Regions from separate parts of the Homo sapiens genome. Here region 1 is linked to region 2. The links are chromatin loops, found by intact Hi-C in ENCODE. Cell type or tissue: GM12878. All regions are shown on one strand. Each heading gives the region's core, and the rest is flanking DNA. Links, peaks and the distances in the headings are about the cores only. Region 1 overlaps NAALADL2 (N-acetylated alpha-linked acidic dipeptidase like 2). Region 2 holds the start of NAALADL2-AS2 (NAALADL2 antisense RNA 2).

Region 1 (16,891 bases), core at 5,586-13,585, 210 kb before region 2:
GGCCTGGTGGCTCATGCTTGTAATCCCAGAACTTTGGGAGGCCGAGGCAGGTGGATCGCTTGAGCCCAAGAGTTCAAGACCAGCCTGGACAACATGGTAAAACCCTGTCTCTGCAAAAAAAAACCACACAAAAAATAGCTGGGTGTAGTGGCATGCATCTGTGGTCCCACCTACTCGAAGGTTGAGGTGGGAGAGACACCTGAGCCTAGGAGGTCAAAGCTGCAGTGAGCTGTGATAGCACCACTGCACTCTAGCTTGGGTGACAAAGTAAGATCCTGTATCAAAAAAGAACCACCACCACAACAAAATAGTGTTAGCTTCAATATAAATACATTATGAAGTGAAAGAATCCAAATATGAAATTGGTGTGCATCTGGTTTGCCAGGAGATGAAGTTAATTTGTTGATTGAAATAATAATTTTATATAAATGATAATATATAAAATATATGGGTAGAGAAAATTTATTTTTTTAAAATAAAAAAGATAAACATAAATTGTCTAACTTTTAAAGATATAATAGAATATAAATTAAAAGACATGATAAATCACAAACAATAGCAAAATATAATACAAGTCTTAAAGTTGCTGAAATCTCAACAAACTATAATTACAAAAGACATTTAACCTGTAATCTCAGACAAACTGTGAATTCTGGTGTGAATTTTACTGGCATCTACTTATTTTGTGATCTAAATACATTGTATCTTGTTTTAATATTTAAATTTACTTACTATTTGCATTATCTCATATTAATGACTGTGACACAGGCTTCCAAGTATAAATATGTCTGCCACAGGTACAAATGGGTGTCAGACATGTTTTGTCACATTAGAGTAGATGGCACTTGAATAAATGGAGGGATGAATTAGGTTACATCATGTAAAGAAGTTGTCGAGTCATAAATAAAATATATAATTGGAAGAAGTAAAATCTAGGAGCAGCTATTAACTAGCACACTGGATGAAATGTTTGGGTGACTGAAAGTAACATAAAACCGTTTTCTAAAAAAAAATGGCAGGTTAATCACATTTGTGATTAACCTTCCTCCTTAGACACAATTAAAATAAAAAGAAAAGAGTAGAATATAAACAATTATAGACTCTCAAAAACACAGAGGAGAAGAGAAGAGGCATCAATAGAAGAGATAGAACATGGGGAAGTAAGTGGTAAATGATTCATCTGGGGTAAGGAAATGACGATAAAGTGTGTGCAGAGGGTACAAGCAAAGAGATTCAATTCACTAAGCAGAAGTTCAAGACAGCCTCAGAACTTGAAGGCCCCCTGACAGCACAGGAAGAAAGTGAAACATGATTCAGAAAAGATTAGGTTGGTGCAAAAGTAATTGCAAAAACCGCAATTACTTTTGCATCAACCTAGAAGTAAGTTGAAAGTCTAAACATGAAGAGTTAACACCTCTGCTACTCTTAGTCCCCGTTTCATGCAGAGGTTCTTCTCTGAATGAATTGGACATAGTACAATGACTTGGCATTCATCAACATCAGGCATAGTGCAGGATGGAGTGAGCCTTATCTTAAGTTGAACAAATAAAAATATTACCAGACCTATGACAAAAAATTCTGACAGAACATAATTTTCAACCAAGATTATATATGAAATCAAATTAATAATCACAGGTAGGAGCAAAATTAAAGATGTTTGGACACTTAAGAATTCAATAAATATATGATATTTGCATACTTTGGAAGCTACTCTTTGATGTGCTCCAGCATGATCTAGAAATAATCTAAAATTAAAAAAAAATATATATATATATATATATGGGATTGCTTATACAGATGGTCCAAAACAGAAGAGCAGCAATGAGAAATCCCAGGATGATAACTGTGCAACAGTCTTAGTAAGCAATTGTTCCAGACTGAAGCAGGACAATAGAATATTTCAGGAGAGAAAATACTGCAAATCTTGAAAAAATAAGGAATTTGGAGAAGTCAGTTATAGATTTCTAGTCACAATATGCATTGCATATCAAAAGCCTCTTGCTCTGGAAAAGACAGACCAACTAAAAAGATATTGTACTTAAAATCTTCAAAATACTACAGTGAGAAAAAAGCACACATATATGTATGAAGGCCTGCGATACCCGATGGTAAGGGACAGCAGACGATAGGTCCATAGTATTTAAAGACGTGTCCTAGGTACCGATTGGAAATCGGTACCTGTGGGTATTAGTCACATCAGTGTAGAACAGTTTTCCTGTGCTTTTTCATAACGAAAAAGCATGGATTCTGGAGAGTCGGAATATACTGAACTTATGCTATACTCTGAGATGATACTGGTAACTAGAACTGAAGAAACTGACCTTCCATTCATTTCCAGCTTATGAGTGATCTCAGAGCTGTTGAAAGTTTGTAAGTCTCCCTAGGAACTCGAGTCAGACAGGGAATGTATAATTTCCTTGATCTCCTGAAGCTACAGGTTTATTTTAAAGATTCCCATAGTGTTAAATTCCTAAAAATAAACAGACATTGTTACTCTGGGATTCTAATTGCTAGAAATGCTTCTGTATGCATGCATGTTTATCACCATATTGTAACAGAAAAATTAAAATGGTTTAAATGCTTCAAAATATGTAGACATCACAAATTATAGAATATTAATTAATAACATGGGAAAATAGTTAATATATTAAGTAAAAATCAGGTTGTTTATATATAGTATGTAAAAGGTTTATGAGAAGCAAAATATACATATAAATAAATATACATTGAGATAAAACTCACAGTATAATTTCCAAAATGGTGAGCTTATAAACAATTATATTTTTTGCATGTTTCTCTTCATTTTAAAATTTGTATACAAGAAGTATGTAATATTTTTAACATGAGACAACATTTTTTAAGCCTTGTATGTTACAAACAAGATAGAGAGGATGAAATTACACCAATACATCCAAGCTAATCCTACTTAGTTCTCAAACTGGTATCTGAGCTTCCCAGCTCCTAGGGAAATAAGAAGACTCCACAGATAGTACAGCTTTCACTGTGTGTATGTGTATGTCTATTATTTAAGAGTTCCGACAATAGTTTTTAATAAGGCATCCAAAAAGAAATGCAAAACAACATAATGACAATACTTGTACTAGCAGATTGAAAAAACAGTTGCATTTGTTATACCGGTGACTATTATAGACATCGACCCTTGGGAAAAGACATAGATAATAATGTTTGGTAAGGGAAATGCTACACAGACCAAAGTTAAGTTGCCTTGAGCTGTCTTTTGGTTAAAATATGCAGTTTTCACAGGCATAATGTCAACTGAAGTTTTGTACAAGAAATATTGTGCAGGGCAAAGTTAAATGATTAACTTATGTTGCTTTCCGGTGAGCTGGTGTAATATGAGAATTGAGCTTGGATTAACTTGAGCAGTAAATAGTTAACATGTGTAAGAGATGAATGTTTTACCTATTATGTTTCCTTAAGAGGGGAGCACATTTTTATAGCATTGGATGATCCCTATTTTACTACAGTTTTGACAACTTCAGTCTTGTTTTCAAGAGAAGGTAAATCCAAATTATACAAACGCGAGGTTGCTAGAAAGAGTGGCTCTTCATATTCCTTTCTCAAATAAAAAGATTTATTATATTTTCTGATGATAAAATTAATGTGCTTACTATCAAATTCAGAAAATAGAGGAAAGTGTGAAATAAGAAGAAAACCATCAAAAACTCCATGACCCCACTGTTATCATTTAAGTGCATTCAGCATTTAGTTATCAACATTTATATGTGTGTATACGTATGTATAAATACATACATATTTATATGAATATAAATATACAGAAAGATATGTGTACATAAGTTATGCACATTAACATATGTACACATAAATATCTGTTATAAACATAATTTTTCACTTTAAAAATGTATCATGAACCTATTTTCCAGGTAAATAAAAGCATATTTATAACACGCTTAATGGTGAAAAGAGCTAGAAGATGTTTTTAATGGAAGAAAGAGCCATATGTTCTAGATATCAGTCACGTAGTTATGAAAATAAAGGGGACTAGATGGTTTTCTTATCATCCAGTAATTATTTCTAAAGGTGTTATTTAAAATTAGTGGAATAATATTTACACAGCTGTATATGTATATACCTATACAGATGTTTACGTATAGATGAACACATATAATTTACATTTGTATATGAATATGTGTGTGCTTTAGTAATTCACTTGTATGTGAATTACATAATGGGTTAAATGAATGTGAACGATCTATTAATGCTTGGAATTGTCATGGAAAAATGGGTACAGGCTTCGCTCCGGGTACTGTTTCCCTGCCAAAGGCACTAGTTGTTGGCACAACTATCAGATATTCATAATCAAGATCCATTATGTGGGTTTCATCTCTCCCTTTGAATGGCACTTATCATCTTACCTGATTAGCATTTTATACTCCATATATCTTAATGTCTTTCTTTCTAAGATACTTTAAGGACAATGATAAAAGTGGGAATGCAGATGAAAAGTATCCTGTCTCTCAAAGCCTCAAATTCAACTTCAAGGGCTTCATTTCAGCACTTTTCAGAGCTGCCTGATTGACTACTCCATACACTAAAGAATGAGCAGCAATTGAGTCCAATCATGCTGAACTAAAAGGAGTTGTGGAAGGAAAAACTTTTGATGTAGAGTTCAACTGTAAGAGATAAACAGTATTATTCCACATTAAGAGGCAGCATTTTCTCATGTCAAAACTAAAAAGAACATTTTACCGTGGAAATTCTTTTGAAAAAATTCTTATTATATGCCTGTATTGAACAATTTGTAAGTCTGATATTTGTACTTTTGTAACTGCTACAGAGCTTTACCCAGAGGTTCAATTATGACCTTGCATGGTGGACCCATTCTAAGCAATGGATAACCTTGCTGAGGTCAGAAAATATCAAAAGTATTTTTTCTGAGTCTTTTTTTGAGTTTCATTTGCAAATTATTCCGATCATAATTTTAGTAAAAGGTGATTCTCAGTCTTTTTTCCATTTTATGGCACACAAAAACTGATAACATTTGTATCATTGCTATAAATGTTGGTGTATGCCCACAGATGGAGATAGATTGTAGGTGCTGACAGCTGCAAGCTCTCTATAGCCTCTCAGGTAATCCTCATGTGTAGCGTGGCAGGGTGGCATGGCCTACCAGTTAGAAAGTCTTGTTCCATAAGGATATTTTATAGTGTAGTACATTTCAGTGTGCCTTGTCCACAACTAATAAGTATAACAATGTGGAAAATAATTCTATTCTTCAAAAATCAAATTTCATATAAATGAAACAGTAAATAACTAGAAACATATATCGGGAATGATTTTTAAACTTTCAGCTGTGACAAACTTAATCCCAAAGTTAGTCTCTTAACAATAGCAAAAGTTTAAAAGCTCAACTATATAAAAATTTAAAACACATAAAGGCATACTCAAAAGACAAACTATTAAGAAGCTTTAGATAAGCACAGAAGACAAATACACAGATTGAAAAGTGGGGAGACAAAATTTACTATAGATTCAATATAAATAAAATCCAATGAAAACAAAAAAATTCAAGTCAATAAACAATTGGACAATAATATTTTATAGAACAATAAAATAATATTTATTGTATTATATTTATAGGACAATAAAATAATATTTATTTTATTATATTTATAGGACAATAAAATACTATTTTATAGGACAATAAAATATTTCCTGACAGAAAAAAAAAAAGAAAGAAATGTTGCAGCTCTGGGGTGTTGGAAGTGGCAGCCATTGAATGTTCTTAGAGCTTGGACAGACTTATCTGAATGCTGCTGCTGGAAAGGAATTTAAATGTTTTAAAAAAAGTCTCTATCCATCCTTGTGTTCAATTGTTCAAAGTAACCTTATTTGAAGGCTATAAGATATAGTCATTATATATCAACATTCTAAAATTTTCTAAAATCTCGTACCTCAAGTGCATAGTCTTGGTTTGAATTCCTAACTATAAGGTAATAATTAACCCAGCTATTTGGCTATGATGTTCCACGGATTGCCTACCTCCCTGTTTGGTGGGGAAGAGGGGATCTCCATTTTCTTTCGTTGTAACTTTCCAATTCATCCACTCCCACATTTAGGGTCTATTATTGCTACCATCCTGCTTCTGATGGTACTTTCCATACAAATAGTTACTTATGGTCCGGCGCGGTGGCTCACGCCTGTAATCCCAGCACTTTGGGAGGCCGAGACTGGCAGATCACGAGGTCAGGAGATCAAGACCATCCTGGCTAACACGGTGAAACCATGTCTCTAGTAAAAATACAAAAAAAAAAAAAAACTAGCCAGGCGTGGTGGCGGGTGCCTGTAGTCCCAGCTACTCGGGAGGCTGAGGCAGGAGAATGGTGTGAACCCGGGAGGCAGAGCTTGCAGTGAGCTGAGATCCTGCCACTGCACTCCAGCCAGGGTGACAGAGTGAGACTCTGTCTCAAAAACAAACAAACAACAACAACAAAAAAACAAATAGATACTTATGTTTTAAGCGAGGAAAAAGATTCATTAAAACAATAAAGAGAATTCATTACTTTCTTAATAGAAACTCTAAAGTGGGCAAGAATTGATCTAGCAACTTAAAGGTTATCATCAAGGACTTAATACCTCTCTGTCTCTCTGACCTATCTTCACACCATTACAGCAAAGAAGGGCTATCTTTCCCAGCACTCTCAAAGGAAACAGAAAAACTCCTATTTCCTGAAAGGCAGTCAACATCTCACTACCTCATTGGCTCTGTTTTTGTAATGTGTCCATCCATGAACTGATCATTGTTGACAGAGAGATGGGCCGCGATGATTAAGTCAAGTAGGACCCACCTTTAGAAGTGAGGGTCAGGACAATCTACCCATATCATCTGGCTAAAAACGGAGGAGGGTATGGGTACCAAGAAAAATCTAGGTGTTACTTTCCTAAAAGAAAGGGAGTAGATTAAAAGCAAAAATGTCGATTGTCATATACTAATGTAGAGACTATTACTTCTACTTACAGTAGTTTCATAAGGAATAATGCTTTATTTTTAAAATGAGAGTATATTTGGTTTTGGAGTAGAAGACTCAAAAGAAGTCTCTTCTACAAGGAGTAGAAGACTGTGTATCCCATCTAACTTAATTGTTTTCACTCAACAAATTGCAAACTTAGCTTACTTCTAAAAATTAATAGCATGCATGGTCATTTCTACTCTTGGGAAAATAACTGAGAATTACCCTATTTCACATAAGACACTATGGTAATGAGTTTTACTTTCTTATGACATGACATCTGTTGGTTTCAGATCAGTGATCCAGAACTGAAAAGTTTTATCTAGAATTGTCAAGCTTTTAAAATTTCATATGCTAACAACTTAGGTCTTTCTCTTTTGAATCAGAATGACTTGAGGAAACATCTGCCTTATTTGTTTGCCGTGGCATTTCCTCCCCTTTCTAATATTCTGGAATATGGGTAATGAGAACAGGCTTCATTCTATACATGGCTATGAACACCATATACCAATTTAACTATTTTTAATTAATCAATCCATGCAACCAAATATAAAATAATAAAATATGTTGCTTGATTTTCATTATGCTTCCCTAACTATAACCCATTCTTCTTTGAGATCATAGGTGTGAATTTTTTTTAATATAATAGTATTACTTAATTGCCTTGTCAAAATATTCCTTTAATATATTTTTCTAAATATTTGTGTAATATCTTTTTATGCTACCCTTAGTTTTATTTGAAGTTTTAGGGTCAGCGTAAATACTTATCCACAAAAGCAATCACTTTGATAAACGTAATTTTTCATTCTTCCTCAATAGCAGTTTTTATTTTATTTCTGGATGTTAAGATGAAATCCTGGTCTGTTAAGCCCCAGCAACTGCTGCCATGGCTGCCATCCACAGGGAAATCCATCAGCCATTTCATGCTCATGCCAATAACCACTGTCACCAGCTATTCAGATTGGCTTTTTATTATATATCTGGCTTATAACCAGTGATAGTGTTATTCTACATGACTAAATCTTCCAGCCTCTTCTAGTCAAGCCGGGGATGTCCTGGAAGGGATTCTGGTCTAAGTACAAACACGTTTTCATAAAATTTATGTTTTATTGCATCCTTTTCCAATAACTTATCAGTAGAAAAATGGAATTCTATGGAGCAGGCATGTGAAGTATGGCCTTAGCACAATCTCAAAGGTAAACATTTAATCTCACAATCAGTTCAGTTTCTCTAACCTCAGATCTACTTGAAAGTAAAATTAGAACATGTGAGGGGGGAAAACACTTTATTACTCATTAACTTGTTGGTTTTGAGAGAAACTTTAAAAATTCAAATTTAAGAAAAATCACATTTAATGAATGTTTTAATTTACACATAGATGAATGTGCACGTATGTGTGCACACACACATCCCAGCACCTACACACCAGACAAATGGAAAAGCTGGCATAGAAATTATTTCTGAGTAATGCTTAACATATCCCACAAATTTTAGTCAAGTAATAGAATGCTTGTTGGTCATCATATTGTCTACATGTTCTAGATTATAGCTAGACTCAACACTAGAGTAAATAAAGGTCTAGGTCTTCAAACTAATTCGTGCTTGTCCTCTAACTCATATTATGTGTGCCCACAATCTTTGTTCAATTTCTTTTGAAAGAATAACAAGAGAAATTACTAATTATGTCAAACATTCAAAGAAACATCTTTGATGTAGAATTAAACAAAAGTTGAAGTATTTCAATGAAGGGCAATGTTTTTTCTGACAAGAGAATATCTCAGCTATTCATGCTATTAAACTCTACACTGTTTTCCATTTCAATAATGTCAGCTTTATCATGTCACTTTTCCTCTTGGCATTTCCATTTCAGTAGTGTTTGCTTTGTTTTGGCCTATTAATCCCCTTACTTAAATTGGTGCCAGTCTTTCCCAGACTACATAGTTCTTTGATAGATATACAGTAAAGGAAATAATTTAAAAACATGCATTTCTAGCAAACCTGGGAATGGCAGACATCCTATGCCTTGTCAAGAAGTTACTTACCATATCTGGATTAGACACATTTTCTGCTACATACACACAGTCTTCCAAGTAAATTTTTCTACTACAATGTATCTTTACATTAAGTTGTTCAGACACTGTTTGCATTTATTTAAGAAGACATTGTACTAATAATTCTGAAAACTTATAATGATATGTGGATTGGACTCCAGAAAGGGGCAAAATATTTAATATCTTCATAGGTTATTATGTGTGTTAGAAGAGGAAGAATTCTCTTCATATAAGAGCTCTGTGGATATACTGAGGACTAATCATCAAACCTGGAACTAAGGTTCCTGGAGGAAGAAACACAGAAATCTGCTCTTAGTTCATGGATAGTGCTTTGGATGGGCAAATAAATTATGTTCATTTGTAGAATAATTACTTTAGAACCCACTAAGTACCAGATACACATTTAGGTTTCAGGAATACATCAGAGTACAAAACAGACAACTATGCCTCAGTGTCCTCCTGTGCTTTACATCCTAGAAGGAGGGACTGACAGAAACAGTCAATAAGTAGATTACATAGAATATTATACGTGCTATGATAGTACAGGGTAAGGGATTTGGTAGTGCTTGGGTGCAGTGGGGATTGCAAATTACAGAAGGTAGATGAGGTGGGTCTCGCTGTGAAAAATCACAATGGCAACAGAGTGAGCAAAGGGGAGAGTAGTAGATAGGGTCAGTCAAGTAAGAAGGCCAGGTTTTGCAGGGCCTCTCCGGCCATTATAAGGACTTTGGCTTTTACTCTAAGTGAAATGAGAGAAAGGGCACAGAATGATCTGACTTAAGTCTTCAAGGATAACTGGCTACTTTGCTGAGAATGGGTTGTATGGGGCAAAGGGGAGGAAAGTGGTTAAAAGGCTACTGAAATCATCTTAGATGGGATAAGAGTGGAGGGAGAGAAGGTGGCAAGATACAGTTGCATCCTGGCTGTAGGCTGACAGAGAGCCAATAGGACTTCCCACTGAAATGTACAAGTGGTATGAGATAAAGAGAGGAGTGAAAGAGGTCTCCAAGGTCTTTGTCCTAAACAACTGAGTGAGAGTTAAGGTGCCTGATATCGCACAGAAGACTGAAAAGAAAAAAAAACATTTCATATAGTAATCTGTGTTATGGCACTCATATCGTTTCTAAATCAGCCTCCAAGAGAAATTTTGCCACATTTAAAAAGTTTCATTCTAGAGAGCGAGTGGGGCCTCTCTCTTTGTGAAGCTATTTAAGAATGATAGCTCCAGAGATTTGGGGGTGTAAGTTCACACACAGCCTGAAGATGACGAAAAACAGAAGTCAGAAGTATGAATGTGGAGTTTCAAAACACAAAATTTATCATTGGTGAAGCCAAAATTGCTGAAGGAATAGAGAGAGAAATGCTAACTGGGTAACAAACGTCCTTTGAGTCACTAAGAGACGAGCTTCAGTGAAGGGAAGTGGAACTAGAGACTACGTAGTGAGGATTAGACTCCATGAGTCCTAGAGGTGAGCCTTCTTTTTAGCCTGTCCCGTCCCAGAAAAAGAGATTTGGGAAGTCTAGGATACTTGCACTCTGTTTTGAGGAGCAGGATAAAGGTAATATGTTATTCCCTTTTGACTGTACTTCAGATATGATGTAGTCTTGCAGTGGAAAAATAAGGTTTATATGTTTTGCAATATTTAAACTTGCTTTTGACAAAATCTCTTGATTTTCAGAACAACTTTTTGAAGTAGGTAAGACAAGTGTCTTAGTCAGTTCAGGCTGCTATAATAGAATACCATAAACTGGGCAGATTGAGCAACCAATGTGTATTTCTCACAGTTCTGAAAGGCTGGAACTCTGAAATCAGGGTGCCAACATGGTTAGAGTTTTGTTGTCAGCCCATCTCCTGGTCCACAGATAGCTGTCACTTCATTGTATCCTCACATGGCAGAGAACAAAGAGGAAAAGCAAGTTCTTTCCTGTCTCTTCTTCTAAGAGCTCTGTGACGGTTAATATTAAGTGTCAACATGATTGCATTGAAGGATGCAAAGTATTGTTTCTGGGTGTGTCTGTGAGGGTGTTGCCAAAGGAGATTAACATTTGAGTCAGTGGACTGGGAGAGCCAGACCCAGCCTTAATCTGGATGGGCACCATCCAGTGGCTGTCAGCGTAGCTAGAAAAAGCAGGAAGATGAAGGTGGAAAAGCTAACTTGCTGAGTCTTCCAGCCTTCATCTTTCTCCCCTGCTGGATGATTCCTGCCATTGAACATCAGGTTCCAGGTTCTGTGGCTTTTGGACTCTTGGACTTAGACCAGTGGTTTTCCAGAGGCTCTCAGACCTGCAGCCACAGACTGAAGGCTGCATGGTTAGCTCCCCTACTTTTGAGGTTTTGGGACTCCCACTGAGCCACTACTGGCTTCCTTGCTCTTCAGCTTACGGACAGCCTATTGTGGGACTAATACCTTGTGATCGTGTGAGTGAATTCTCCTTAATAAACTCCCTTTCCTATATATGTATATCCTATTAGTTTTGTCGCTGTGGAGAATCCTACCTAATTCAGACTCTGACCCCATTATGTGAGCATCACCATCATGAGCTAATTACCTCCCAAAAGTCCCACTTCCAAACACCATCACATTGAGGAATCAGGTTTTAACATTTGAATTTTGTGGAAACACAAACATTCAGTACATAGCAACAACATGAGTATTATTGTTCCTATTTTATAGAAAGATGAAACAAAACTGAAGCTAAGAGAGGTTAAGCAATAGTCAAGGTATTACAAAGCCAATACATTGTTAAACCAGGATCACTTTTTCTAGATATACATTCATATACAAATCTTGTGATCCCTGCATTCTTACTGTTACCCATTCTTAACCAATACAGTTGGGAAAGCCCAGGAAGTATTAAGGCAACTGGCAGCTATACTTCCACTAAAAACTAGTGTACACAGGCAAAGAGCACACTGATAAGAACAGCAAGTAACAGTTCTGTTGTCTTAACAGAGAAACACATAGTCAAGCTTTCACTTCTTGTTTCCATGTGACAAAAAAGCAAAGAAAAAAAGATCAAGTGTTCATGCTCCTGGGTAAGGTTGCTAATTTAACCAATGTAATTTGCTATCGATAATGCAGTCGTTAACTACAGCTTTTAGCAAGTCTTGGCCTCATTAGCCTCAAGTCTAATCAACACTAAATCAATTTATATAAACAAAATGTCTGTGAAATGACATATATCCCTGTACATATTTTACTGGGTACATTATAAAATGCTTCCCTACTATAGTATTTTAAGAATGATTTTGACATTATTAAAACATAATTTATTTTCTTTATTAAAGAAAGTGAGTTGACTTATGTTATTTTCTTAGAATTAATGGCAACAGTAAATGACTATATAGCATACTTAGTTTGAAACATACAATATCCATACAGTGGCATTTTAACTATGTTGACAGCAATTTTATAATGATTAAAAGGTATCTTGTAAACATGATTTATGTTACTTACATAGCATTCGCAAATAATTATTTCTTTTAAGAGATACTTTCAAAAACAGATATTTTCAGTGATTTGAAAATACTGATTATAATGCTGCTCAAATAAACCGTGAACTGTTTTAACAAATATGTATATATTATAAATGTAACTAATACATTTTTTTCTAAATGTGTTTTCCTAACAGATAAACTTTCAAAGTAAGAGGAAACATTTTACTTTTGGTACACCTGGGTACACTATTCATGGTAAATGGTATTTATCTGTATGGTTTTTCTTATAATTTCAGCCCTTGCCCAAATAAAGTATTTGACTTTGAAGTGGTCCTTCTACTAAACTGTGTTGCTCTTTAGTTATCTGTTTGACTAAGAGATTCAGTTGGTCATAACTTTACTCTGCTTCCAGGACTAGCTGCTTAAAAAATGTGAGGTTAGCCTGCTTCCAGAAAACAATATAATAATCAATAATATATAAAGATGTATTTAGTACAGGACCTGGGGTGCACATGCTCACTAAATATTAGTAATGGCAAAACCAGCAATTACGTTTGCGTCAAACTAATACTTATTTTCCCTTCTATTCTTCTCAGTGAAATGTCTGCACTGCTTTCAGTACCCAATGCTGAGACTTTTAATCACCCAAGCACACATTCAATTAATTTCTTACCCAAACCAGTAACCAGTAGCCCATTGCTTTTAACATGGGACATCTGTGTTTGAGTCAACGGTCCTCTGCAACCTAGTCCTGAACACCAAATGCATTCCCTTGAGATGACTATGAAAACCAAACATTATTGAAGTTCTAGCCCTGAGCATGGCTGACTTGAGGTCAAATTCAGTTACAAAAAAAATATTAATAGAAGTGGAAAAAAATTAAATGATAGATTAGGAGACATATTAGGTACAAGCACTTGATAAGTACCTTGAAAGGAAGAAAAATAAATAGAAAAATAAGAAAAAAATATTAGCAAAGAAGTCAGGAAAAAAGATGTTTAAAGGGTCAGGAAAAGGAGAAAAGGAAAGTTAAAAAAAAAAAAAAAGCCAAAAAGTAAAGTCAATTGCAATTAAATCTGTTTTATGCCTGGCACATAGCTTACTATGTGCATGCTTTCTAAAGACTTAATGACTCTTTTTTCCTCCAACATATCTCCATAAACTTCCTGTATATATCTTTAATAGAATAAGATGCAATTATTAGGATACAGAGGTTGAAAATATATGTTATTATATATAACACAGCAATTTGATATATAAAAGTTTTGCTAAATTAGTATCACACCCTAGGTAGGTTTATTTCTCAAGTAGTGATTTTGTGCATTTGTGAAATTCAGACCTTTTATTCAGGTATGTTTATTTTAAGGAACAGGTATGTTTATTTGAATGAAGTGGACTCAACTAACAGGTGTTCCTGTCCAAAAGACGTTGTTGGAATGAGCAGATAGGACACTTACAAACAAAAGTTAATTCCCCACATCTAGTAAAAAGTTTAAGGAAATTACTAAATGTCCAGAAAATAAGTAAGAGTATCAAGTGTTAATCTCAAAAGATTATGTTAAATTTCTACTATCCTTCCCTCATAAATTTTCCAGACCAATATCAGAATATTATCCAGATAGAGTATTAATGTGTCCTAAATTTACTATTATTTTGTAAGCTGAAAGGGAGAGATAATCTCAACAAAATTAGTAGGTTAGAGAAAACATAGACATGAATTAACTACTTTTAATGAAGCAATGGGTCTGTATGAAAAACTATTTTTTAGAAATCTGTGTGAATTGTGAACATGATGAGAAGATCTTTTGAGAAGATATTTCTGAACATATACAAATGATAACTTACACGTCATGATGAAAGATTTTCTCAAAGGGAGCTGGAAGTTATATTGTAATAATAAATGCTTTTAAAGACACTGACAGATTAAAAGACCGCACCATAAACCAAGGCTTTAGTTACTTAAAAAGCTTTTGATGAAATAATCTCTACATCTGCAGTCTACGGTTCCATATTTGAAGCTAACAATTTATGTGGTTTTATCTTTTGAGATACACTTGGTCATTGGAAATTTAATAGTCAACAGCAGCCTCTTGAAAACTTCAGATTTAAGGAGCCCCCTGTGCAAACTGAAGAATTCACTGAATATAAAATTATAGTAATTTTAGCAGACTTAGAATCTAATGATTACTTTAACATTCATGCTGAGATTTTTCTGGATGTTGGCTAATATGTATCCCTTAGATAAGTATATTTTAGTTTCTCCAATTTTTTTCTTATTGAAAAGTGAATAACTTTTAATATTTTTTTTCCCAATAGTACTGTAAGCTTCGCCTCAGTGCAATGATAAGTTTTTGTGTCTCTAGGCATGAGTTGGAACTTTTGAAAGATGAATTTTTTTCTGGAGATACACTGAATATACATGTATTAAAGTTTATATCTAATGGCACTCCAATCCAGAAGTAAATACCGATTTCTTTTACCGTAGGTTAGTTCTAGGACTTTTCATAAATGTAATTGTATAATATATAGTTCTGTGTCTAGATTCTTTTGCAAGTCACAAGGTTTTGCAATTAACCCATGATGCTGTATCTGCCAATAGACTATTCTTTTTTATTGCTAGGTAGTATTTCATTATATGAGTAAACCACGGGACAATTTATCTGTTTTCCTCCTGATAGACATTTAGGTTGTTTGGGCTATTATGAATAAAGCTGTCCTGAACATGCTTGTGTATGTTGTTGTATAATGTATTTTCATTTCTCTTGGATAAATACCTAGACTTGTGACTGTTGAGTAATATGACTGATATATGTTTGTCTTTATAAAAAATAGTCAAACCATTTTTTCAAGGGATGGCGCCATTTTACACCAGCACGAGTGAAGTTGCTCCAAATACCTATCAATTTATGGTGCTGTGGTCCTAGAGTCAGCATTTTGAAGCAGTAGCTTTTTGTTCCCCAAGCTTCCTAATTGAAAAGGGAAAAGAGTATGTAGACACAGCTATATACACACACACACACACACACACACACACACAGTGGCATTGTTAGTAATGACAAAGAAATCTTTGAAATGTATATAAATGTTAAAGAAAATGAATTGGTTAGTAAAGGCAATATAGCTATATAATAATACACATACATTAATTGGCCATTTTTATTTTCAAAAACAATTCAAACCTACAAAAGAGTTGTAAGTATATTACAATGAATTCCCATATATTGTTCATCTACATTCACTTATGTACCAATGATAATACTGCTTTTTTAAAAAATAGCAGCTACTTATAGTATTTTAAAAGGAAAAAATTACAGATCGCATTTCCCTTTAGGTAACGACATAATCTGCATGCATTACACAAAGAAAAAATGTTCTCAGTGTTTCTCTCTGGATAGTAAAATTATAGGTGACGAATTATGTTTTTCTTTTTGCCCATGTATAGTTTATACACTTTTTACAAAGAGCAGGATAAGATAATAAAAGGAGCTATGTTAGTTCTCAAGGAGCTATTTTCTAATATACATAGTTCTTTTATTTAAATTCTAGGTTAAAGTGAAAATGTCAATCACCCTTGTGAATCTTTATCAAACTAGAGCAGCAGCCCACCTTATTTAGGGATTGTACAATACCTTATTATTTTTGGATCCTATGATTACCTACTGAATATTACTGAAATCTGATTAATATTTTAGAAGTCTGTATAAAGCCAGAAAAAACTATTTTATTTCAAGGTTGACAACTTTATGTAAAACATAATTGATAAATTAATACCTTTCATTTAGATTCTGAAATTTCAAAGTAAATAATTCTGGATTACTTTACTTGAAAAAGGGTGCTGTGGAATAGAATACTACTTTTGATGCTATGATTCTAAAACAGATTTTTCTCCCTAAACCTCACTACATCATGTCTATTTCAATCCAGGCTACTGCCATCTTAAACTCCTTCTGGAGTTACCATTGATTACAGAAGACAAATGAGTTAGAGTTGCTTGTGGATGAGATGGTTGCCATTGATATATGTCTACAACAATGCGCTATGTTTATGTGGTTATACAGTCTCAGAAAAGAGTTGTAAACATTAACACTAGACCTAAAATTTTCATGGTTTCTTGTATTCCACCAATGTTTATCGTATATGGCTTGTAGATTTAGAGCCAGAATTTGTTAAGGCACAATATAGATAAACTATAAATATGAAAGCTCTTAGCCTAGAAACCAGAGGCACCTAGAAATAAATTATAGGCTCTTTTATATATTATAAAAGCTAAACAAACAAACACAAATAAAAGATGAATTTATGAATGAATTACTTTATAAATAAATGTTGACTAAAGCAGTCATCCATAAAAATATTCACTTCCTCTTCCCTACATCAGTGCAGTGTTTGAGCACCTGAAGGTAATTCTT
Region 2 (16,891 bases), core at 6,045-14,044:
TGGCTAACAGAACAAAAACATTTTGTAAAGAACATTGAAAAAACTGTTAATTTCACAAATTCTATTATTTTAGGTAGTCTAAAGGGTAACAGCAAATACAATGGTATCCTGAAGGTAGAAAATGCAAACTGCAGTCAATCACATTTGATTTGAGATCCATGCTTCTTTGTGCTTCCTGCCTACCTGGTCACTCGGTAAACGGAAGAAGATGGAAAGAGGTGACCGTGCAGTCTTTAGTATATTGTAAACTTAATCTTAAAATATTAATGCACATAGATATTGAGTATATCTGAATACTTAGAAGAGTGTTATCAAGTTTTAGAAACAATTTGAGACCATTTCCCTTAGATAATTATCAATGCTGGAACAAACATTGTGTCTATAATACTATATGGTCCTGATTTTTTCAAAGTTAAAAGTCTTGTTGTTACTGATCATTGTCATTGCTGTTAATAATACTTCCAACAAGGAGCATTTCTGCTAGTGAACAAATCCCAAATAATTTGAGGATTTAAAAAAAAAAAAAAAGAAGACAGAAAGGTAGTTACCAAACCAGATGTAGTATCTGTATACTTCATTCTTGAAAGTAGATAAAAATAAAATAAAAATTAAAAGTTGACTCGTAAAACCCAAGGACATGGAGACAGAAGCTTAAAGGAAACAAGATTGCAGAACTGCATAATGATCCCTGCCCCCTCCAACTACTGAAGGTTCTCCTTCATTAAGTGCTGCTGAGTTGTTGAATAAATGTAATAAATATTACTCAAACTTTCCTTATAAAAACTTTTCATGCATCTGGTGATCCTTAAGGTAGCTAGGCCTTCCAGTAGAGTTTGGTGGGGGTTGGAGGGCAGGTGACAGGTAGATAGGTGAGAATTTGAAGAAGTTCTTTCATTTTTTTCAAAGTTAGTTTACTTTTATTCAGATGATATTCTTTTTACTCCCTCCCTCTTCCTCTTTCTCCTTAAGGCATTTAAGGAAATTTAAAGGCTGTTACTGTGGTTTTAAAATTGTAAAAGCAGCTGATGTCACAGGATTTTCCAGTGATACAGAACACCTATATAGCTGTAGTCTGTTAAGTGTTCTTTAAAGCAGACAAAGAATTGAAAATTTTCTCTGACCAGCTTTATCAAGTAACAGAACAGTAAAGGATAATTGTCTAGTAACCCCACTCATGCTATAATCATCACATATTGATTTGGGTTAATTGTAGATACATAAGTCAGGTTTTAGGGCTTTCTAATTAGTGAAGTATAGAAAAAACTGTTTCAGTCTTTTCATTTATTTATTCATTTGTAAAACATTAAATTTTTACTATCTGGTAGTATTTATTATAAAATAATTCAATCATAAAATATTTTAAGGAGAATTTTAGGTAACTAATCATTCCTTAATTTTGGTGAAGTATAAAACATGATCCCTATATTAATTCATCATGTAGAGATGCAAATAATATGTGTGAAATAATAACAAAACATGAGAACAGTTGAATTTTAAATAAAAGATCCAAGTCAGCTTAAATAGGGAAGTCTTAAGAAGTGAATCTTAAAATAACTCATAAAGTATTTTGTTAAGTGACAGAGAAGAAGTTGAGCATTCCAGATGGGAAATGAAATAGAAAATATTTGGGAAACAAGAGTAGAAAAATATTCTTTGTATAAACAAAATTGAAATATTCATAAGATACTTGTATAAACAATATTGAAATATTCACAAGTATAAATGAAGCCTTCTTGAAGGAATCTGAAAACTCAAATTCTAGAAAAAAATTTAATCGCATACATTATGTAATGTATTCATGTGAAGTCTGATAATGTTGGAGGCTTCTAAAGCATATAGGTGTTCAACTTGAAAATAACTCACTGGTACAGATACACAAAAGAGTTTGAGCATGTATATATACTGTCTTACTGAAAATCGGTTTTAATATTTTTTAAAATGTGAGGTTTATCAAATTGATCAATAAATTTGGATAAAGTGATAAACATAAAAATACACACATTGCAAAGGTGTTTTAGCCTATTATCTAAACGAATGATATGAAAAAGTGAGAGAGTTAATGGCTTACTTTAAGAATCTTATACATGGAAAATATTACTATAAGAGGCAATTAAACCTTAACTGGCAATAAAAAGTTTTAAGAATTTTCTAAGGAAAGTAACACAAAAATATATACCATGTAAAATTATTTAAAATTGGTTTATAAAGCCAGGATTATGGACGGAAGATAGTCTTAGAAAAGAAGTTCTAAAAAATAACTAAATGTATTGAGTTAATTTAAATAAGTGACAATTACCAATCCATTTATATATATATATATTTTTTTTAAGTTTTAATTATTTTAGTATTATATAAATTCAAAAGAAAAACAAAACTGAGATTCACTGCACCTCAAATGTTAATGTACACATCAATGACCTGGGGAACTTATTAAAATGCAGATTCTAATGGAAGAGGGTTGGTGTGGGCCCAGAGCTCCCAGAGCTAATGGAGAGACATTTTTCTTCATCAATGTAAAGAAAACAGATTAAAATTGCTTATTTTCATTTAAACTTATACGCTGATGTAGCATCAGGATAAAAAGATTAAAAATGGTCAAACAAGTCAACAAAAATGATTCAAAACTCCCTGTTTGGAGGGGAACAGACATCTATTCATTGTTTCAGCCAACATTTCTGAAGGGCCTCCTGTGTACTTTGCTAAGCTTTGATTATACACTGTTTGTTCATGTGGCAGAATGTGTTTAAGCCTATCAGGAACAGGAAAGAAAAATTTGAGTCTCTTAAACACAGGTTATTTTTCCATCTCATAGGAAGATTCCGAAGCAAGTGATCATAATTATTCAGTGGTAACAATATGTACTTCAAGCAGCATCTCCAATAGCTTTTGCTGAGATGCAACAACCTGCCTAATCTTATTCTCTCATTATGTCCTAGCAGGGTGCAATAGGATTTCTTCCCAACACAGTTTACTACGAATGTATAATGTAGTTGAGGAGGTTAATCACAAACTAACAACATTAAACCTTTTTTATGAGTATATTAATTTCTTGATAAAATCTTTAATGGTTTTAAGGATTTTGGTAAGGGAAGGAGGGGCAGTAAACTGCCTTCTCCTTGGTCTTTTCAAAATAGACTTTATTTTAAAAAACTAGGAAACATTTAAATCAAAGGTGTAAATGGAGGAAATGATTACATTGAGAAAAAGGAAATCGATATAAAATTGAAGAACTAGAAAGAATAGAAACTTGGCTAGCTAGTGGAATGGCAAGAAGAAACAGAAATTCCTTATCTTTTCAGTTCCAGGAAGATCAGATGCCTACCAAGAAATAAACAGATGAATGTGGGTGCTGTTTCCCAGGATCTTCTCTAAATCCAAGGGTATATTTAAAACTGTTTTTTTTTTTAAAGTGGAGTGAAAGGAAAAGACAACTTTCCAGTTTATTTATTCCATCAAGAAAGAAAAGAGAAAATCCTATTCACACAATTTCTTAACATAAATTTGCATGGCATTTTTGCTTCTAAAATTCTAGGGAAGTGCTTATCTATTCAGTGAATAATTCCCATACCCATATATTTTTCTTCAGTGCAGCCTGCAGTTTACATCTTTATTAATAATACACACACACACACACACACACACACACACACACTCACACACTATGCAGAGGATCTTATTCAGCGATTGTTGGAAAATTCAGAACCAATTTTTAAAAATCATGCTGGCCTTCCTGACATTATCACTCTAGATCATTCTTCCTGCTTCAAATTTCAGGAAGAAATAAAATAGTATGTAATATCTACTGCCATAAAAAAAGCCCAGATGGTTTGAACTAGGAATTAAAGTATGTGGTTTTAAAGAGACATAACATATGATTTTATGCCTAGAATAAAATTCAAGCTACAGATTTACTATGTGTTTTAGACCAAATGGAGATTTTTTTAAAAAAAAAACCTCATGTTTTTAATTAAAGGTATATTTTCAACCAAAAGCATCAGCACTCTACATGTGAATCCAAAATGAAAACTGTCATTAAAATCCACATTAAGGTGGTTTATCTTTCAGGCAGAATCATGAGCAGTAAATCCTTTCAGATGGTAGGACAGGTTTTCTTTTCCTAGAGCCGTTGCTAGAATATTTTAGTAATTTCAATAAGTACCTTGGCAACGATAAGGATAAATGTCTTCAGTTAGTCCAGATTAAATACCCACTTGCCCTAGGGTCCCATATAAAATGAATCCAAGATTGAGAGTTCCTTTTGCATCTGACTTGTCACTGTCAGGCGCATTACTTGTAGGGAGTAAGTCTGGTGATCCATCTACTTCTTTGAACAAAATACAGCTCTAATTGCTCTGGTAGATTTGCACATGCTTGAAAATAAACTCTTCTGAAATGAAGGATACACAAAGTGAACTTTTGCAAGAGAAAAAACCGTATGCTCACTTCATCTAGAATGTAGACCTATTACACCAAATAGCACAACAAAAATATAATCTAACTTTTAGGGAAGTTGCATTGTAAGATGATAGTCCTACAGACAAATATTTCATAAGTTTCCCTGGATACATAGATGGAATCACTACAACTTGGAATAAGAAAAAGCATGCATTTTCAAGTCCTGGATTCCAACTCTCTAAGTTCTGCCACTTATTAAACAGTGCGTTTGCAATATAATTAACCACTGAGGCCCTCCCTCAGTTTATCGACCTGCACAGTGAACATAATGCTACCTACCTTAAAAATAGGTTTGTGGAAAGGAATGCATTTAAATCATATCACATAAGTATGCCAACTGGTAGAGTCCAAAGTCACTTTCTCACCAGAAAAGAACTTTTTATAAGGAACACTTTAAAAGCAAAAAAGGAAAAATAAAGGGCTGCAAATCATCCAAAAAGTTGACACACCATGGAAAAATTTCTAATTTTAAAATCACTATGGTGAGTGTTTGCCTAATCATACACTGGCTAAGATTCCTCTTGTTCTTTTGAACTTCAAATAACATGGTTAGACGCAGGTACTCAGTGAACAAATAGGAAGCAGTTTTAGAGTGGAAAATAGAAGTTAGGTTTGGTAGTTCTCTCTGGTATATTAACTAGATGCAACTAGATGCATCCATTGTTATTAACTCATTTAACATATAATTTTTGAGACACTCCTACTGTGTATCAAGGACTGCATGGTGCTAAGAGCTGAAGATATAATAGTGGAGAACAATGAACAACACCTCTTCCTTTATGAATTTATCATGTAGTAGGGAATTCATATACCAAATAATATCACACAAATGCACTAAATTATTATTATTATTATTATTGAGACGGAGTCTCGCTTTGTCGCCCAGGCTGGAGTGCGGTGGCGCGATCTCGGCTCACTGCAAGCTCCGCCTCCCAGGTTCACGCCATTCTCCTGCCTCAGCCTCCCGAGTAGCTGAGACTACACAAATGCATTAAATTATAAACTGAGATATTTATTAAGGAAAAGGGGACTATGCAGCATTTATGCAGGAGGCTTGAAATATTCTGTGGGATCAGGGAAGCATTGTCTAAGAAAGTAACAGTAAGTGATCTGTAGTTAGCACAGAATTTGAGTAGTAAAAGAAGAGAAGAAAGATACAAGTAAACTAGAATGATAAATGTCCTGAGATAGGAGGGTAAATGGTATCTTTTAGCAGCTAAGAAGTGAAGTTATACAAGATGAATTATGCAATCTCAGATTATTTAAGGATTCATAAATAATTCTAAGCATTTTGGTCTTTATGATCAGTAAAGACCAAATGGTCTACTGATGAAAAAAATCCATTGAAGAGTTTTAAGTATGGGTTGACACAATAAGGTTTATGTTAAGAAAAGATAAATTTGGTTGTTGGATGAAGGTTATACTGGAAAATAAAAGACTACTAGATGAAGACACTGGTATCTCTGGATGTTTGGCCATTGAACTACATTAATAGATTGGTCACAGTCCTTCACTGTCCCGTATTGGTTTTTAGATCCACAGCATTACCATTACCTTACAGCTTTCAGGAAGACAAAAATGAATAAATTAGGAACTAAGTATTGATGATAATCTCATGATACAGTTTATTGCTCGTTATCAGATACGTTAGTCAAAACATGAGCACTTGTTGACACAACAGAGCTAAAATCTTAACAAACAAAAATTTTAGTATGTGGTACCCGTATATGGGTAGTAAAGATATGTTGGCACTGTAGAAGTTTTTCTAGTATCATAACATAGCCAGAGTGCAATGGGGCTAGAAATAAAATGTGAAAATCAAAGGCCAATTCCAATTTTATTTAAACATATATTTGTCTATTAAAGACATACAAAAAGTAAACCCTGACAATTTAATAAATATATTAAAATATATTGGCGTCAACATGTCTATACTCTTGGCCTCTGAGTGAGCATATTGTAAGTTTTATTTTGTTCAATTATCAGTGTTTTTTGCTAGGAGTTGCCATAAGGACGTTGACAACATCTCTTGACTAGAATTAAGTCCAGCTGTTAATAGTTAGCATATTTTTGTGCCTCTGGAATTGAGAATGGGATTAGGTGGTGAGGTGAAGTGAGTTGGGGAATAATGGGATTAGTCAAATTAGTTTGATTGCACTATTAAGATTGAAAAATGAAAGAAATGGATCTCATCTTGAAGAAAATTTAAAAAATAAATAAGAATGTATATATTTACCATTCTATTTCTATGTACTACAATTATAAAGGTAGTAGTATAATTTGAAAGGTTTTCACTTCTGCTTAGTGATTTTCACATGACTTGTGAAAATTACTTTCTTGCCATAAGCTGCTGAAAGCTATGGGGTTAGAAATACATTTGCAGGCTGGGTGTGGTGGCTCACGCCTGTAATCCCAGCACTTTGGGAGGCCGAGGTGGGCAGATCATAAGGTCAGGAAATCGAGACCATCCTGGTTAATATGGTGAAACCCAGTCTCTAGTAAAAATACAAAAAACTAGCCAGGCGTGGTGGCACATGCCTGTAGTCCCAGCTACTTGGGAGGCTGAGGCAGGCAAGAGAATCGTTTGAACCTGGGAGGTGGAGGTTGCAGTGAGCTGAGATCACGCTGCTGCACTCCAGTCTAGCAGCAGAGCGAGGCTTCGTCTCAAAAAAAAAAAAAAAAAAAAATTTGCAAAGCGACAAAAACCTTTTTAGGGCAAGAATTATTTTTTAATTGTACCACAAAGAGAAATGGCGACCTTCAGAGTTGAATAAACTTGGAAATGGATTGATTAATTCTGTTTAAATAATAGATGAAAAGTACTTTATCATAATTTTTTTTTTACTTCATGATGTTCTTATGTATACTTAGCTTATAGAAATTTTTTAATAAATGTTAATATTTTCATTAGGGTATAATTTTTATTAAAAATAAGGCCATTTTTTCATGTGGCTATAGTTTTGTAGAAATTTATTGTTTATGACTGAAGAAAAAACATTAAAATGATTTATATGATGAAAGTGCCATGGTGGTGTAACTTCTGGTGGTTAATAAGGTTACGGTCATGAATTTTAGAAAAGGAAATAGTTTTAGGAGTTTTCTTACTATCATTATTATAAAGCTTAAACTTATTATAATTATTATATTAATAATAATAAAATGAGTACTAATTTTTTGTTGGATGCCTGGGTATAGATAGTACTTAGAGTTTTCATGCATTACCCTATTTGTTCTTTGCATTTTAGGGTTAGAAAATGTCAACATTTTATATTGGTTAAATTTTGAGCTCTTACTAATATGCATAAAGACACCATATGGGCAAGAGGTACATATAAGACAAGTGTCCTCAAGACACTTGACTTCCATCTGGCTAAAATTTGTCATAATACAGTCATTTTGTTACAAGGAGACAGTTTACTGCCATCTGCCTGTAAATGGTTGTTAAAAATACACAAATTTCTGATGTCTATGTTGTGAATGTTGCCCCATAAGATACAAACTGCATGGCCCGCCCAACTACATAAAATGGTCCAGATGTGTATAAATGAAAAGGCCATGTGAGATTTTAGTTTTCTGAAAATATGTAAGAAAAAAAAGTCTTGATTAATTTTTAAGAATCTTAAGATCATCCTAAAAACATTAAGAAATCCTAAAAACATTAAGAAAGTCACTTATTCTATATGAATATATATTCTTTATCAAGCTATTAGGATGGACATTCTTAGAAATTGTCTGGGTTTACTTTTTGTATGTCTTTAATGGGCAAATATCTATTTAAATAAAATTGGAATGGGCCTTTGATTTTCACATTTTATTTCTACCCCCCATTGTACTCTGGCTATCTCATGATACTAGAAAAACTTCTACAGTGCCAACATATCTTTACTACCACCAAAATTCAGAGTTAACTTTAGTCAGTAAAAAGTACCTGAGCACTGAAGAACAATTCAGATAATAAGGTGAAATAATGAGTCAGAAATAGCTGGTGTTTCACATTATACCTCTTAGAATTCATGAGTGTTTACTTTGTAGTATTTGTCTTCCTGACAAGTTTTTTTCTCAATTAAGGGAATAACGCCTTTTTGTGAAATATCTTCAAGAGCAGGAAAAGAATAACTATGTCAATAAAATGAAAATATAACTCTAAATATGTAAAAAATATGGGCCCAGTTCACCTACCCTTGCTTGAGACAAAGGGCTTCTGTTATCTTGAAGAGGTAGCTCACCTTCAATTCACTAACTGAACACTTTGTGGAAAATATTATTATATTAATTTTACAAAGGAATAAATGAACTTGTAGGTGAAGTAATTTTCTTAAGGTCATAGGTTGAGCAATGATTAAAGACCCAAAATGACTGACTCCAGAGCCCAAGCCATTGAGCACTAGGTTCCCTTTTCTCACTGGTTAATTCTGATAGGCTGAGCATTCTGAAAGGAAGAAGCAAACTGGGGCATGTTAAAACAAAATAAAGAAGTGCACATAGCTCACTAATGTTTTGAAATTTGACTATTTAGCTGCTGAATAGTTGACTGACATTAAAGTTTGAAATGTAAAAGACTGTCTATGTAATATGTATTTATTTTACTGTCAGGTAGTTTTTTGTTGTAATGTGATATGGTTTGTTCAAATCTCACCTTGAATTGTAATAATCCCCACGTGTCGTGGGAGGAAGCCCTTGGGAGGTAACTGTATCATGGACGTGGGATTTTCCCATGCTGTTCTCATGATAATGAATAAGTCTCATGAGATCTGACTGTTCTATAAAAGGGCAGTTCCCCTGCACACACCTTCTTGCCTGCTGCCACAAAGACGTGTCTTGCTTCCCCTTCGCCATCTGCCTTGATTGTGAGGCCTCCCCAGCCACGTGGAACAGTGAGTCAATTAAACCCCTTTTATAAATAAATTACCCAGCCTATTCTTTATTAGCAGTATGAGAACAGATTAATACAAAATTATATGCTATTATTCATATTTTGTGAAACATTTCTACTTAACTGCATTAATCAAAAAACAGTTTACTTAAAACATTGAAAAAAAACAAAGAAATGTCTCTTATTTAAGAAACTTAACGATTTTAATTTGTTAAAAAATTTAAAAACTGTAACAGCAATGCATGTTCTTTTGTAAGTTACTTTGAATAAACCAAAATGCAAAAAGGAGAAAATAATAAAAACCACCTATTTATCCATAATAGATGTATATCTAAAACAAAATGTGGTTAAAATATAATTTAACACACACACACACACGCACACACACACACATGCACACACATATTCTTTATGAAATACTCTTACGTTAGGGTTAAAAGAGAATAAATTGTCATTTTTTTTCTATTTCCTTAAACAACAATTTGATTTTTGCAAGTTTTACCTTTTTATTATCTTAAAATCGAAGAATTAAAGTATTTAAGTATTTAATTTCTAGTATTAAATTTAAGAACGTATAATACATAAACTCTGTTGGTAATCTTTACTAAATGAATGAAGAATGGAAGATACTAACATGGAAGGTAACCTAGAGTAGCAATTGAAAAATCCTTGGTATTGGTTCAGAATAAGATATTTTCATTATAATAGAACACTTTAAAATGAAATACTTGTAGAAAGATAAATTGCCTTGGTTACTTGCAAATATGCTACCAAATTAATATCTGGTGAATAAGGAAGGTCAATTTGTCATGTCTGTAGGCATATGTGTGGAGATAAATTGTAAGAGAACATAAATACACAAACAACTGCAGCATTCTATGAAACACTTATATTGCAACCTACAATAAGCATTCATGTTCATATATATTCATAAACCTAGAGGCAAATTATAAATAATGTTGCTTCCATGAAACCTAATGTTTTGCAATTAGAAATGAAACATATATTAAAATAATTAAATAGGACTCTAAAATTACATAAACTTGATTTTAAATGGACTAAATATTTAGTACATCAATGAAAAATACTCAAGATTAAATATAAATCGGATTTTGTTCCTTTTATCTTGATTTGTAGTTTATCTGCATGTTATTATTGCCATTAATATGTTATTGCTATATTGCCATAATTATATTTATTTTTGCTACAACTATTTTAATCTTTGATTTTCCCTTCTATTAGAAAAGGTTATACTTAAAAGTAAAATATCAGGTTCCTTACCTTAAGTCAGATAAATAACCCAAGATAACAGATTAAATAACCTACAGCTTCAGGTTTTTGTAGACCCAGAATTATCTCATTTGATATGAGAAATGGGAAGTATATTATATGATTTTCAAATCTTTTCAAATTTATTGTCTACATTAAAAAATAATAATTTAAACTATTTTGTGGGATAGAGAGGGCTGTACCTGGGGTGACATATTATAGCATAAGTGAGCCTCTCAAACCTCAATATTTATCTGATGTCAAATGTAGCCGGTTCAATGCATCATACATTTGTGTGATTGAATAAATTGCTTAAAGCAAATTTCACATTAAGATGATAAACATGGCTATTAACAGAAATCAGGGTCTATGGTAATCAGTTCCACTAAACCAATTAATCTTAACTCTGTCACAAAGATTCCTTGAGACCTACACAGTCCTCATTTTTAAAATAAAGAATAATACTCACTTCACATAATTTTCTTGGGAGTTTAATATGATAAACTCATTTTCTTAACAAAATACCAACAAAATTTTCTTTGTTTCTTTTAAATAAAGATGCTTGTTAGACAGATGCATTTCTGGAGCAGATTTTTTAAAAAGTATAGAATTTGCCATAAGTTAAATGAAAATGTCTAACATCTTCTCTCTTACTGGAATGAATTGAATTAGTCCATCGATGTCTAAAAATGACAAACTCCTTAGTCTCTTAGGTCACAAAACCATCACTAATATGTGGTAACGTTCTGGGCTTCTTACTTTTTGTTTGGAAGTTTTCTTCTTACCAGGGGCTAACGTGATCTAAAGAGAAGGGTGGATGGCTAGTATGCAACATATACTAAATATACCTAATTAATTTTAAAAGGAATCAGGAAATATTATATAATTCATTAGATATTCTAGAATTTCTAAAAACAGACAGGGACAGCCATCTTTGGAAGTTTTTCCAGTATTTAATCAGTCTTATTTTATAAGATTATTTATGGGTAATCTTAATATACTTTGCACAATTTAAGTGGCGGCTTTTTAATTTAATTTAATTTACTTTGAGACGAAGTCTCACTCTGTCACCCAGGCAGGAGTGCAGTGGCACGACCTCGGCTCACTGCAACCTCTGCCTCCCCCCTTGTTCAAATGATTGCCCTGTCTCAGCCTCCTGAGTAGCTGGGATTACAGGCGTGCGCCACCACACCCGGCGAATTTTTGTATTTTTAGTAGAAATGGGGTTTCACCATCTTGGCCAGGCTGGTCTCGAGCTCCTGACCTCAGGTGATCCACCCACCTCGGCCTGCCAAAGTGCTGGGATTACAGATGTGAGCCACCACACCGGCCTAAGTGCCTATTTTATAGCTTTAACTTTTGCAAAAATTGGAAAAGGTCCTAATTTTATAACCCACAAATACTCTTTCATGTGCATGAAGACTGTGCTTGACTTTCTTCTCAGGCTTTTTTTGTAACAGATTTAAAAACTCTCAATTAAATAATTCACGTTTTCCTAATCCATCAATTTTTTTTAAATCTATTTCTAAATTTATTCTATCATTTTAAAATAGAGCAAACCAAACCAAACTTGATAATCTACCAATAAACAATGCTTGGGAAAAAATTATTTTTCCACTTTTGTATATCTTTTTCTTTCTCTAAGATTAAATCAGTAACTTTTGTTTTCTTCTTTGATATCCTTATGATTCTCATAGACTTTGCTGCTCTATTGCCAAACTACTCATATCCCCCTGTTACTGTGAAACTTGGTGAAATTCCTCAGGGATTTTGAGACATCAAAGCAGTAAGTAAATGTGCATGCCTATTCATTAAGAACTCCTTTATACATATATGAATTTTTAAAATGTGTTTTAATAAAAATAAATACAGAATGAAAAACTAACCCTTAATCCCAAACATATTTCTTATAGGCCTATTTAGTGCAATAAAATAATCCTGTCATTTTCAATTCATTTACTCACAAACTATTTCTTTTTGTGAGGATTTTGTTGACAGCACAGTAAAATCAGTACTATACTGGAAGAGGTTTACAGAGGCCCAGCAGGCACTTTTCACTTTTTCCATTAAACATTCCATATGCATCCATCAAGTCATTACAGTATTCCACATATCTGTCAACCTTTGCCAGGCTATCACACACAAGCACGCACCCTAAGACGATTCTTATGAAATATTCATAAACATTTTCAAGTTACAAATTCTTCTCATTCAAGATAAGATTTAATGGCAACATTTTCCCGGAGAAGTTAATGAGAACTCTTTGCTCATAATAAATGAGCTCCGATATACAATTGCCCTGTGGTTTCACCAGCACTCTGGTTGGGAACAAATTCAACAGCAATTCACATTCAGCATTCTTTTGTTTAGGTGCCTGAGGCTATGTCTCCCTGGCTGTCAGTAATCTGATAAAAATATAAAAAATCAGTCAGTTTGGATGAAGAGTGATTTAACCGTAATGACCATATCCAACCTACTAGTTGATTTTTACCATACTCTGCAGGGAGAATATCAAGTGATATTTTTCACCCCTTAAGTCAAGTTGGGCTTTGGACAGCTAAATTGGTGAGTCTGAATCCTCTGATTAGTATGCTTGATTGACTAAGGGCAGAAGTGGACTGAAACACTCTCCACATAAATGAGAAATCTTGTCCAAATTGAAAGCATGTATTGTAACCACTCAATCAGCTCCCATGGGGGAAGCAAATAAGCTAAATTAATGCTAAAATGGTTAGAGGCATTTTCAGGCAGTTGTTGGGAATCCTGGCTGCTTTTCCCCCCACATTTATTTATTTTGAAAATTTTTATTTTAAGGATTTTAATAGAAATGAAAAATATAGTATGATAAATTCTCACATATTTATTACCTGACTTCACCAGTTATTAATTTTCTTACATTTCCTTTATCTTTCTCTGTGTATCTCTCTCATTCTGAACCATGTGAAAGTAATCTGAAAACATATTTGTTTGGTAGTAAAGAACCATGATTGAAGGCACAATGGTGCTAATACTGAGAGAAGCTATCTTAAATATTTATTCATAAACACAAATAAATAAACAAACTGCGAGGATCATAAAGAGCCCTAGGTTTGGAATAACAGCACTAGCTCTCTGAAAAATAAATGTACAACATTGGATAAGACATTCAAACTCCCTGAGAAGCAGTTACTTACCATACAGCAGTGACCATCCTACTTATACAGGAATTTTTAGGAAGATAAGGAGTGTTTACCTGAGAGTGTGTATCTGAAAGTAAACTAGCGTCATACAGACAAAGTCGTGGCTCCGCACAGGTCATTTTGGTCAAGGAATGATCCCGTACACAACAGCGGTCACGTAAGATTATAACGGAGCTGAAATTTTCCTATCAGCAAGTGACATCAGAGTGTCCTAACGTTGTAGTGCAACATATTACTTACATGTTTGTGGTGATGCTGCTGTCAACAAACTTACTGCCCTGCCAATTGTATAAAAGTATAGCACATGCAATTATGTACACACTTGATAATAATCAACTATATTAGTGGTTTGTGTATTTACTATACTATGTATATTTTTGCTATTTTAGAGTGTACTTCTCCTACTTATATATAAAATAAATTTTGGTCAGGTGCTGTGGCTCACACCTGTAATCTCAGCATTTTGGGAGGCTGAGGGGAATGGATCACTTGAGGCTAGGAGTTCAAGACCAGCCCGGTCAACATGGTGAAATCCCGTCTCTACTGAAAATACAAATATTAGTCAGGCATGGTGGCACACATCTGTAATCCTAGCTACTTGGGAGGCTGAGGCAAGAGGATCGCTTGAACCTGGGAGACAGAGGTTGTAGTGAGCTGAGATCATGCCACTGCATTTCAGCCTGGGTGACAGAGGGAGACCGTCTCAAAAAAAAAAAAAAAATTAAATAGTTAACTGTAAAACAACCTCAAGTCAGATCTTTCAGGAGGCATTTCAGAAGAAGGTATTGTTATCATAGGAGATGACAGCTCCATGCATGTTACTGTCCCTGAAAAACTTCCAGTGGGACAAGACATGGAGGTGGAAGACAGTGATACTGATCCAGACCCTGTGTAGGCCTTGGCTAAAGTGTCTGTGTTTCTTAGTTTTTAACCAAAAAGTTTAAAAAATAAAACAATAAATAAAATTTTAAAAATAGAAAAGGACTTCTATAGAACAAGGATATAAACAAAAATATTTTTGTCAGGTGTGCAATGCGTTTTAAGCTAAGTGTTAATTACAAGAGTTGAACAGTTTAAAAAAGTAAAAAGTTCATAAAGTAAAAAAGCTATAGTAACATAAGATTAATTTATTATTAAAAAGAAAAATATTTGTAAACAAATATACTGTAGTCTAATTGTAAAGTGTTTATAAAGTCTACAGTAGTGTTTAATAAGGTCCTAGGCCTTCACATTCACCCACCACTCACTCACTGACACCTAGAGCAACTTCCAGTCCTGCAAGCTCTACTGACGCTAAGTGCCCTATACAGGTATACCAGTTTTTGTCTCTTATATCATATTTTTACTGTACTTTTTCTATGTTTAGAGATGTTTAGATACACAAATACTTACTACTACATTATAATTGCCTGCAGTATTCAGCATGGCAATATCTGTATTCTGGGAGCAATAGGCTATACCTTATAGACTAGATACGCAGTAGGCTACACCATCTAAGTTTGTCTAAGTACACTCCATGATACCAGCACAACACCAACAACAACAACGAAATCATCTAATGAGGCATTTCTGAGAATGTATCCCCTTTGTTAAGTGATGCATGCCTGTATTATTCAAGTAACTATGTTTTAAAACACCTTCAGTGAAAGTAGGAACTGTTCCTTACCATGGTTACAAAACAATAACAATATAATAAATGTTTATTGAGCATTTACTAAAGGCTAGGTGATATGAAGACAACACTATCATTACACTGGTTTTACAAGGACAAAATGAAGTCTTAGAATGTTTAAAAAGTTTGACCACTGACTTACAGCAATTAAATAGTAGAGCTGGGACTCAAATCCCATATAATTGTTCAGATTCTCTACTCATGGGATGTGAGGTTGGAAATTCATTTTAAGTATAAACAAATGTGGACAGGGAGACCTCTCATGTACACGTGATGCAAATGTACACATGAAGACCACTCATGTCAGAACTGTAAAGAATGTCTCTAGGTACCTCTTTTTGCCCCCACTCCCATCACCCCAGATATTATATTCTCACCCATTTTCCAATGTGAAGCATACTAAATTAGTATTATCCTGATATAAACTGTCTTTTTAAAAAGAAAAACTTTAGACAAAATAAATTTAACAGAGTTTATTTGAGCATAAAAGGATCTATGAGTCAGGCATTACTCAAAACTGAAGAAGGTTTGGGGAGCTCTGAGTTAGCAATGTGAACAGAGGGTTTTTATAAAGCTGAATGCAGAGGTAAAAAAAATAAATTACTTAATTGGGTACAACTAAGCATTTGCCTTATTAGGGTGTGTTCCTTATTTTTAAACTGGATTGGAGCTACATGTTTTATAATCAATTAGAGCACACAATTTATAAAGCCACTCAAAACAAAGGAAAAATCCTACGTATTTAGTGATTCATAATAAGATTTTCTTAAAACCACAAGGAAAATACTTTTATATATGTTTTGCCTATAACCTTCTGTAGAAGTCACAGAAAACTTCTCAGTAAGGAAAGATTTGAAATAGCTACAACAATGCTTGCCTGCCTGTTATATTAATAGTATAATTGGAAGAAGGGCCAATTGAATTTTAATTGATCAATTAGCACACTTTTTTTTTTTTACTAGTTTTACTCTAAAGCTAAGAAAGCTTTGAACTTTTAAAATTTATAAAACCAATCATAAGGTTTGATAATAGCCAAAATGTAAGACAAAGCAAAGTATCAAAATTGTCCTTTTTAACAGAACAGGAATACAATATTGGATTATATCACAGGTGTTTTAATATCCATAATACCTTCACCAGGTTGTACTATTATTTAATTATTGATATGCTATTATTATTATAAACAAAGAAGTTATATTAAGACAATCATTAATGTGGGTATTGGAAAAATGTTAGGCAAGCATGGCTTGTTGGAACTATAAGAGTTATTTCTGAATTTCATTCTATGACTCATGTTTATATATGACGAAATTTACCCTACAACTTCCTGAAAATTATCTTTGTATAAGAATTATAAAAGGAGTTTAATAGGAGTATTTTATCTACTTATGAAGCCCAAGCACACTAGCTCTTCACTGAATGGTAGGGAATAGTCATTTTAAC

The links. Peaks named below come from ENCODE experiments on the same cell type or tissue, not always from the same donor. Only the 100,000 strongest peaks of a DNase experiment are listed, where the experiment ranks them.
Region 1: it touches region 2 in a loop (4-fold over the local background); 1 of 110 quality-filtered maps calls a loop at or near these places.

The regions. Positions count from the first base shown.
Region 1 is chr3:175,479,964-175,496,854 of GRCh38, reverse strand. All of the region lies in intron 9 of NAALADL2 (N-acetylated alpha-linked acidic dipeptidase like 2), which reads right to left. Among named protein-coding and RNA genes, the nearest start is that of MIR4789, 120 kb to the right of the region's middle. In GM12878, for the core only: no CTCF peak of the experiment used is centred there; DNase peaks (open chromatin) are centred at 7,260 and 10,384; H3K27ac peaks cover 339 bases.
Region 2 is chr3:175,266,549-175,283,439 of GRCh38, reverse strand. All of the region lies in intron 4 of NAALADL2 (N-acetylated alpha-linked acidic dipeptidase like 2), which reads right to left. It overlaps NAALADL2-AS2 (NAALADL2 antisense RNA 2), which reads left to right and starts at 12,344. Exons shown (of 3, transcript NR_046713.1): 1 at 12,344-12,383. In GM12878, for the core only: no CTCF peak of the experiment used is centred there; a DNase peak (open chromatin) is centred at 9,189; H3K4me3 peaks cover 3,041 bases; H3K27ac peaks cover 4,218 bases.